2 separate regions of the Homo sapiens genome follow, and region 1 is linked to region 2. Evidence: chromatin loops called from intact Hi-C (ENCODE). Cell type or tissue: Caco-2. All regions are shown on one strand. Each heading gives the region's core, and the rest is flanking DNA. Links, peaks and the distances in the headings are about the cores only. Region 1 has its middle 13 kb from the start of PCSEAT. Region 2 overlaps MX2 (MX dynamin like GTPase 2).

Region 1 (4,392 bases), core at 121-4,120, 230 kb before region 2:
GTATATGTGTTCCATGGTGCTTTGTTGCACCTAACATCCTGTCATCTAGGTTTTAAGCCCGCATGCATTAGGTATTTGTCCTAATGCTCTCCCTCTGCTTTACCCCCACCCCCCGACAGGCCTCGGTGTGTGATGATCCCCTTCCTGTGTCCACGTGTTCTCATTGTTCAACTCCCACTTAAGAGTGAGAACATGCAGTGTTTGGTTTTCGATATAGCAAATATATAGTGAAGCATTGTGCAAATGATCTCCAGGATTCACAGTAGGAGGACAATTGTGTCAGGGCCCGGAGCAGGATACCCCTAAATACAGCACTTTGGGATGCTGAGTATTTTAAGCTGGAGGAAGCTGGAAAACCACAGAAGTAGGAAGTTCTGTCCGTGACCTCCCTTCCTTCTCTCCTGAAGACTCTCATGTGACAGGTGTCCTGCCCCACATCCAGAGGAAAGGAATGAAGACCCAGAGACCCTGGAGATGAGTCTGAAGAAACAGGCCTTGCTAAGTTCCCTGTCGTTCATTATGATTAAATCATACCTTCTCTTGGTCCAATTACACTTTTACATGACTATCCCTTCTTCATTAAATCTAAGCATAAAAATACAGTTTTCCCTGTATTTTGGGCTCTCTATATCCGAAGACTCATGTGTTATGTAAAACTTCGGTTAAATACCTTTGTTATGCTTTTCTCTTGTTAATCCGTCTTTTGTGATGGGGTGTCAGCCATGAACTTGGCAATGGGTGAGGATAGTATTACTTTCACTCCCCTATCATTGCCGCCCTTGCAATTTGTTCTGCAAAGATGTCTATATCACAAACAAGGCTCATATATGAAAAAGGAGGATGCCAAGTTGTACCAACAACACGGCCACAAATTTATCAAAAGAATAAGGAAGTTTCCTTCCCCTACCCCAGCACTCAGCAGCACACACACTACAGAAAAAGGATTTAAAGAAATCACACCAACATCTCTACCGTGGTTCCCTAGGGAGCAGTAATATGTGTAACTTCTTTTCCTTCACTTTTTAGAGATTGTGACTTGCAGGGTGGATGAAATCCTTGAGGCTTGTCCTGTAGCACTGAGCAAAGACAACCCTTGCTCTATCTCAAACCTAGAACCATGAGCTTTGGAGCCCTTGGAAAGCACCCTGAGTCTCTTTTGTGTGAGCAAGCACTCTTATTTTTGCTGGTTTACTCTGGGAGGAGGGCGGCCAAGCGAACTTTCCCAAGGGCATACCTTCAAGTTTCCAAGCTACTTGAGTCTCAGGGTGAGCAAAGGCTTATCTAGGATTATTTACCCAGTAATAGAAATGGCCCTTTGAGAAGTCTTTCTACCGCGGTGTCAGCAGTAACCCTTAGTTAAAATGTAAATGATTAACACATTCTATGGAAAAGGACATAGAAAGCCCATTAATGCTATATCATAGGACCTACAGATATTATTTGCTGTTGCTTAATATACTTACAAAGTAAAAAGGCTATAAAAGTCCAGAGAGACATGCCAACAAATATCACATTTGCATTGCAGTTTTACAGATTAGATAGAAAGTAAATGGCATGGCTCATATTTCAAAGAGTTTCTTAACACCTATTGTCCACTTGACCAAGGAATGCTACCGACTTCAGCGGAAAGGTTCTTTCTGAGAACCGAAAAATCTGGTGCCAGCTAGACCCCTTCCCAAAGCCACACTAGAAGTCCCCTCTCGGTCCCATGGTGACTTTACAGAACTCGTTTTTCTGGAAGGAGGTTGCCACCTCCTTAGTCTTTGTGCTAATGATCAACCAGGTTAAGTATCGCAATGACGGGAACAGAATATTCCAAGGACATCATTGCCCTTCTCCAGTTGCTAGGCAACACCTCCTTCACCTGAGATAGACAAAACAGGTCAGGGGAGATACCAAAAAGAAGGCTTCTTATTTCAGGTCAGCCCCACTGCCCCTTAGAAGTGGACAGGACAGGCGAGCCTCTCTGGGGGCCACCTACTCAAGTGACATCGTTGTCCTCTCATCTCCAGAGTCCTGGATTCGATGGAATCGACAGTGAAGCCCCTGGGTGTGGCCGGTGTGTGTTACCAAGTGCAATCCCTGGAGAGGAATTCTGCTGCCATCCACTGTCTCTCATGCAGCTGCCACCTTGTGACTGCCGGGGACCTGGTTCAGATGCTGAGTGAGGGTTTATGGGCTCCATCAATGTACTGGATGACAACTTAAAAAAATATCACTCAACCACAGGAGAGGCTCATAATCCCCAGATTCAGCGATTGCAGTTTTTGGATATTTGCTGTCAGTGAAGTGGGATGCTGCAGCCCCTCCCAAGGCCTTTGAGGTCAATGGATAGCATTGTCTGGAAGAGTCTCCAGTGCGGATGCAATGAGGGAGATGGAAGATATGGTCGGCTTTCGGTGCCACATAGGCCTGGCTTTGCATACTATTTACTCATCGTGCAACCTCGGGCAGGTCAGCATTCAGAGACCCTATTTCTTCTTCTTTTGAAAAGTATGTACAGGCCGGGTGCGATGGCTCACGCCTGTGATCCCAGCACTTTGGGAGGCCAAGGCAGGTGGATCACCTGAGGTCAGGAGTTCGAGACCAGCCTAGCCAACATGGTGAAACACAGTCTCTACTAAAAATACAAAAATCAGCTGGGTGTGGTGGCAGGTGCCTGTAACCCCAGCTAATTGGGAGGGTGAGGCAGGAGAATCTCTTGAACCCAGGAGGCAGAGGTTGCAGTGAGCCAAAATTATGCCATTGCACTCCAACTGGGCAACAAGAGCAAGACTCCATCTTAAAAAAAAAAAAGAAAAAGAAAAGTATGTACATATTTTCTCCTAGGAATCAGCCCAACAGAAATGCTTGCACACAAATATATGAACAAGAGTGTTTTTGATGATGTTCTTTGTAATAGCAAGAACAACAGCAAAAGGAAACAAGATGAAGATCGTTAATAGAGGAATGATATTATTTTGGCATATCTGTATAGTGAAATAATACATGAGCATTAAAAAGAAAGAGGTAGAACTGTGTGTGCATGTGAGAAGAAGGGCAAGGTATTTTATAACATGGGCAAACTGATGAGGTATAAGCACATTATAAAAATCTATGTGTAGAGAAACATGTACCTATTACACTTACCTAATGTACATACTGTCAAGACTTATACACGTGTGAAACTCTAACAGCAGGTAACTGTGAACAGCAGTTCTCTAATACCTAATCTATGTTCCACCCGTTTTGCTTATATAAAATAAGACAGGGGGGCTGGGCGTGGTGGCTTACACCTGTAATCCCAGCACTTTGGAAGGCTGAGACGGGCAGATCACAGGATCAGGAGATCGAGACCATCCTGGCTAACACGGTGAAGCCCCATCTCTACTAAAAATACAAAAAATTAGCCAGGTGTGGTGGCACGCGCCTGTAGTACCAGATACTTGGGAGGCTGAGGCAGGAGAATCACTTGAACCTGAGAGGTAGAGGTTGCAGTGAGCCGAGATCACGCCACTGCACTCCAGCCTGGGCAACAGGCAAGCTCCATTTTGAAAAAAAAAAAAAAAAGACAGGGACAGGTGCTTTGGCTCAGGCCTCTAATTCCAGCACTTCGGGAGGCTGAGGTGGGAAGATCACTTAAGCCCAGGAGTTAGAGACCAGCCTGGGCAACATGCTGAGACCCTGTCTCTACAAAAACTTAAAAAATTAGCCGGGTGTGGTGGTGCAAACCTGTAATCCAAACAAGGCTCGAGGCTCATAGGAAGCAAGTGGATGGTGTATCTCCTCAGTTCTTTTTAATTTATAGCAATTCTCTCCCCATCCTTTCCTGACATTTATTTATTGAAGAAATCCTGTTATTTGTCCTAAGGAGCTTCCTGCCTTCTGGACTAGCCTGTTTGTGTCTGTAAGGTGTTGTGTAAAATTTTCCGCTATGGTCGGTATTTTCTGCAAAATGGGAGATCCACAGAAGGGCTGAAACGCAGGTTCAATCCTTTGGACAAGAAGACATCCCAGGAGGTGTTGGGTACCTCCCTCATGGGGGTGTTCAGGTTGTCCCCGACTCAGATGTGCTGGCCTGTCCCCATCAGTTTTTCGACCCTCAGTTTAGCAGCCGATGAGAATCATGGCTTAGAACTACTATTCCACTGGGCATTGCAAAAAAGCGATTTTCTAACTCTTGTTCTTTCTACATTTATAGCTGTAATTCTTCTATAAAGAATAACCTTTCTTCAATATCTATTTACTTAGCCTGAATTGGTGCTTTTTTTTTTTTTTTCTCTGAGACGGAGTCTCGTTCTGTCACCCAGGCTGGAGTGAAGTGGCGTGATCTTGGCTCACTGCAAGCTCCACCCCCCGGGTTCACGCCATTCTCCTGCCTCAGCCTCCCAAGTAGCTGGGACTACAGGCGCC
Region 2 (4,392 bases), core at 225-4,224:
TGGGGTCCCTCCTCACTGGGAGGAAAGACCATGGTTGTGTGAATGGCCCCGCCGCCGCTCAGCCTTCAGCTCCTGTTCTCCAGCCTGGCTCCCAGAGGTCCAGGTCCACAGGCCTCCTGCACCCCCCTCCTCCCATGGGGGCTGAAAGCACTTCCTGTTTTCAGAACTAGCCCTGGGTTCGTAAAACGTTTTCTGATGTGAAATCCTTGAAACCAGAAGGGCTAGGCAGCAATTTTATGGGATCACTGAGAGATGAGTCCATCTAAAGTTGGCACAAACAGCTCCTAGCCCTACGGAGACTTTCTCAGGGGGTACAGGAGGGCTTGGCCAGGACCCAGCAGCTCGGTGGGCCTGGTGGCACCCACCCTAGCAAGTGAGATCTCAGGTGGCCTCACTCCACCCATCTGTCTGGGAGGGAGCCTGGGACTCTGAACCCCTAGCCACAATATCCTTCAAAGGCTGAGAGCTGGAGCCAGCTGCCCTTGGTGACGAAGTCAGGGGTCCAGGAACAAAACCGAGTGCTGATGGGAGGTGATAACTCAGCCTCAACTTCTTCCTCTCCATGGGAAGAAAGAACAAGGGAAAGGAGGGTTCCTTTTGTGAAGCCCAATATTCTTCATTTCATGTTCCTTTTAAAACATATTTAAAACTGTCGCCACCCTCACCCTCACCCTCATTTTCATGAAGGGCAGGTCTTGCTAAGCGTATCATGAGCTGATTAAGTTTGAGAGGACAGGAGCTGGGCACAGATTGCTCTGCAAAATAAAGGGGTGAAAAGTTGCAGGGGTGAACATGTGTGAAGGTCGGAGGCAGGAGTGAGCCGTGGGGTGACATGTAGGGGATGAGAATTCCCTCAGTCCCCCTCCCCATTGCAGTTTAGGGAGGATTTTCTGACACGGGCCTGTTGAGTAAGGAATGTAGGTTTCGGGTTGTCTGGTGTGTGCCTGGTGAACCATCTGTCTCCCCTGCACAATCTTCAGAAATGGCTACAGTGTGTCTGTGTGAGTGGACTGTCTCGGGAGCCTGTCGGCTGGCTGGGTGCCCCTGCAGGCTCACGGAGACGACACGGAAGAGCCGGGTGACACATGGACAGGTGGGACTTGGGCTATGCACAGAGGCAGGAGGGAATGAAAGTGGGGGGCTTAAGAGGCTTAGGGGTGCAGGCCTCTGCTTTCAGGAGCCGCTGCACTGTGGGTTCCTCTCCAGGGCTTGGTCCCCACGTGGGAGCTTCCGCAGCCCAGTATAAATGCAGAGCATGGGAGCTGTGGACCTTGACTTGAAGAGAAAGTGCAGGTCTTGAGAGAGGGGAACTGAAAAACCAAGAAGACAGCTGGTGAGAGAAGAGGAGAAAAGAGAAGACAAGGTGGCTGTCAGGGTGCAGCAGACAGCCAAGTTAAGAGTTAAGACAAAGATGAGGAACAGGGTGAGGTCAGAATCCAGGAGGGAGCTACTGAGGGCCAGGTCGGGGGTGACGGATCCAAGGAAGGACAGCAAGGCCTTGATAAGATGCAGTGGACCCAGAGGAGAGGTGAGGCCAGCTGGCTCTGTACTGCTGAGCCGCAGGATTTGGAGTTGCTGTCAACTTCGAGGCTGCTGTTAAACCAGGGGGCTGCCAAATATTTTCAAGCGGTGACCAGGCCAGGAGTCTGAAGACTAAGAAGCATGCATTCTGGATGAATTGAAAATCGGTAAGAAAATAGGAGGGGATCCTTTTTTCTTAGAGGATCAAGCTTGGAAAGTCCCTCCTTCTGACTGAGAAAAAAAAGGGATTTGGTTTATTGCAGCTCCCACACTAGCAGGCTGCTTTGCATCTTCCAGTTTTAGCCATTGCCGGGTTCTGCATCAGACACTTTCCTATAACATTACCATCTTATTCAGGTTTCCCCGTAGAATCATTCACTGAAAAACAGCCACTTAACATGGTCCTGCCTGCCTCCCAGGAGTGTCAAAAGAAAATGTGATCCCGTGGAAAAGGTCTCTGCTTTAAAAAAAAAAAAATTTCACTCAAGAACATATCCATGGATTTATTTAATCTCCTTAATATAAAGAAATTATGTTAAGATTATGTTAAGATTAGTCTCCTTAATATGCAGTCACAACAAATTACCTTGCAGAAGTCCAAGCTAGTCAAATTTACTCTCCCGGTGAATCCAGGAGCTCCCTCTTGTTCAAGAGTGAGAGAGACAATTGTCCTATCCTCCCTTAGCCTTGGCCGTGGGAGGCTGAGAGCCAAATGCTATGGTCAATCAGAGCGGCCCTTAGTTCTCACGTGATGTCATGTTCCTTGGTTCCTGTCCCCTGATTCTTGCTGGGTTTCATTCTTGTGTTACAGGTTTATGGTGGCGCTTTTTAAAACACCTCAGAGCAGAGTACGCAAGAGATAGTCTTTGTGGGTTGAGCGAGGAGTCCAGGGGGTGGGGGTTGCCATGTCAACAGTGAGTCACAGCTGGAGAGGCTCTGGAAGGGCAATGTTGGGACATATATATATCAGCATCCGGGTTTCTTGTGTAACAGGACAGGGTGCCGGGGTCAGACCAGGTTAGGAACCTAGAACTGGTTCCTGATAAGATAGAGGAAAACAAGGGACTCCACGCACAACACAGGGTGCCAGGGCTGAACAATATGGGGCGGAGGAAGACGGCTGGTCTTGTGCAGGGATCACTGAGGCTCTCCCAGGGAAGGGACTTCTCTTCTTCCCTTTCAATGGCAGGACCCAAAGCATCTGAGAAGGACCTCTGCCTGCCCTAGTAGCTGGGATTACAAGCATGCACCACCACGCCCAGCTAATCTTGTATTTTTAGTAGAGATGAGGTTTCTCCATGTTGGTCAGGCTGGTCTCCAACTCCTGACCTCAGGTGATCCACCCGACTTGGCCTCCCAAAGTGTTGGGATTACAGGCGTGAGCCACTGTGCCCGGCTAAACCTCTTTTCTTTGTAAGTTACTCAGTCTCAGGTTTACCTCTATCGTGACACAAATGGACTAGCACACCAGTCATAGATCAGCCCCGTGAGTGATATACAGGTGCAAAAAGGGAATTCATCAAATCTATAAGACTATGTTCCCCAAACTGTGCACCTGGGGTATTTCAGCAAACTCACAGGCCACTGTGGGATCTTTAAGATTTCCCAGTGATACACGAAGGCAGCTGTTGGACACCACCCAGCCTACTATTACTGAGTTGTTTGGACCTACCTAATTAGTAAATAGAACTGCCAGGAATTTATTTTGGGTGGCGGGCACCATAAATGAACTACGGAACCACTCAGGGAAGCCCAAATGGAGAAAGGTTGAGAATCTCTGCTCTAAGAGCAAAGGCCGGAGGACCGGCAGATGCTGAAGCAGTGTGAGGGTGCACACGTGTGAGAGGCAAGCGAGGGCGACTGAGACAAATCCAGGCTGAGTGAGGAGGCAGGAGTGGGCTTCTGCGTGTCTGTGTCCAAATGTCCCCTTTTGGGGAACACTTCTGCACTGCTGGTGGGAGTGCGAATTAGTTCAGCCATGTGGAAAGCAGTCTGGTGACTCCTCAAAGAACTTAAACAGGATTACCATTCGACCCAGCAATCCCATTACAGCGTATGTACCCAAAGGAATAGAAATCATTCTACCGCAAAGACACATGCAGACGAATGTTCATGGCAGCACCGTTACAATAGCAAAGACATAGAATCAACCTAAATGGCCATCAATGGTAGACTGGATAAAAAAGCGTGGTACATATACACTATGGAATACTATGCAACCATCAAAAAGAATGAGATCATGTCCTTTGCAGGAACATGGATGGAACTGGAGGCCATAATCCTAAGCAAACTAATCTAGTAACAGAAAACCAAATACCACATGTTCTCAATTATTAGTGGGAGCTAAACATTAAACACACATGGCCACAAAGAAGAGAACAAGAGACACCTGAGCCTACTCAAGGGTAGAGGGTGGGAGGAAGGAGAGGAGCAAAAAGCTATCCATTGGCTACTACGCTTATTACCCGAGTGATGAAATAATGTGTGCACTAAACTCCCATGACACAATCTACCCATGTAACAAACCTGCACATGGACCCCTGAACCTAAAATAGAAGTTAAACAAACAAACAAACAAACAAACAAACAAATTTTCCTGTTTTATAAGGATACCAGTCATATTGGATTAGGGCCCACCCTACTGGAAAACAACCTCGTCTTTAATTACATCTGCAAAGACCCTATTTCCAACTAAGGTCACATTCAGAGGTTCTGAGGTTAGGATTTGAACATATACATTTGAGGGGTGTGATGGTTAATACTGAGTGTCAACTTGATTGGGTTGAAGGATGCAAAGTACTGATCCTGGGTGTGTCTGTGAGGTGTTGCCAAAGGAGATTAACATTTGAGTCAGTGGCTTGGAAAGGCAGA

Evidence for each region. Peaks named below come from ENCODE experiments on the same cell type or tissue, not always from the same donor. Only the 100,000 strongest peaks of a DNase experiment are listed, where the experiment ranks them.
Region 1: it touches region 2 in a loop (13-fold over the local background); 1 of 110 quality-filtered maps calls a loop at or near these places.

The regions. Positions count from the first base shown.
Region 1 is chr21:41,590,799-41,595,190 of GRCh38, reverse strand. No RefSeq gene overlaps it. Among named protein-coding and RNA genes, the nearest start is that of PCSEAT, 13 kb to the right of the region's middle. In Caco-2, for the core only: no CTCF peak of the experiment used is centred there; DNase peaks (open chromatin) are centred at 1,220 and 1,810.
Region 2 is chr21:41,364,924-41,369,315 of GRCh38, reverse strand. All of the region lies in intron 1 of MX2 (MX dynamin like GTPase 2), which reads right to left. Among named protein-coding and RNA genes, the nearest start is that of MX2, 5.1 kb to the right of the region's middle. RefSeq lists enhancers at 72-131, 1-529, 912-961, 1,129-1,630, 1,682-1,781 and a silencer at 392-441. In Caco-2, for the core only: no CTCF peak of the experiment used is centred there; a DNase peak (open chromatin) is centred at 2,425.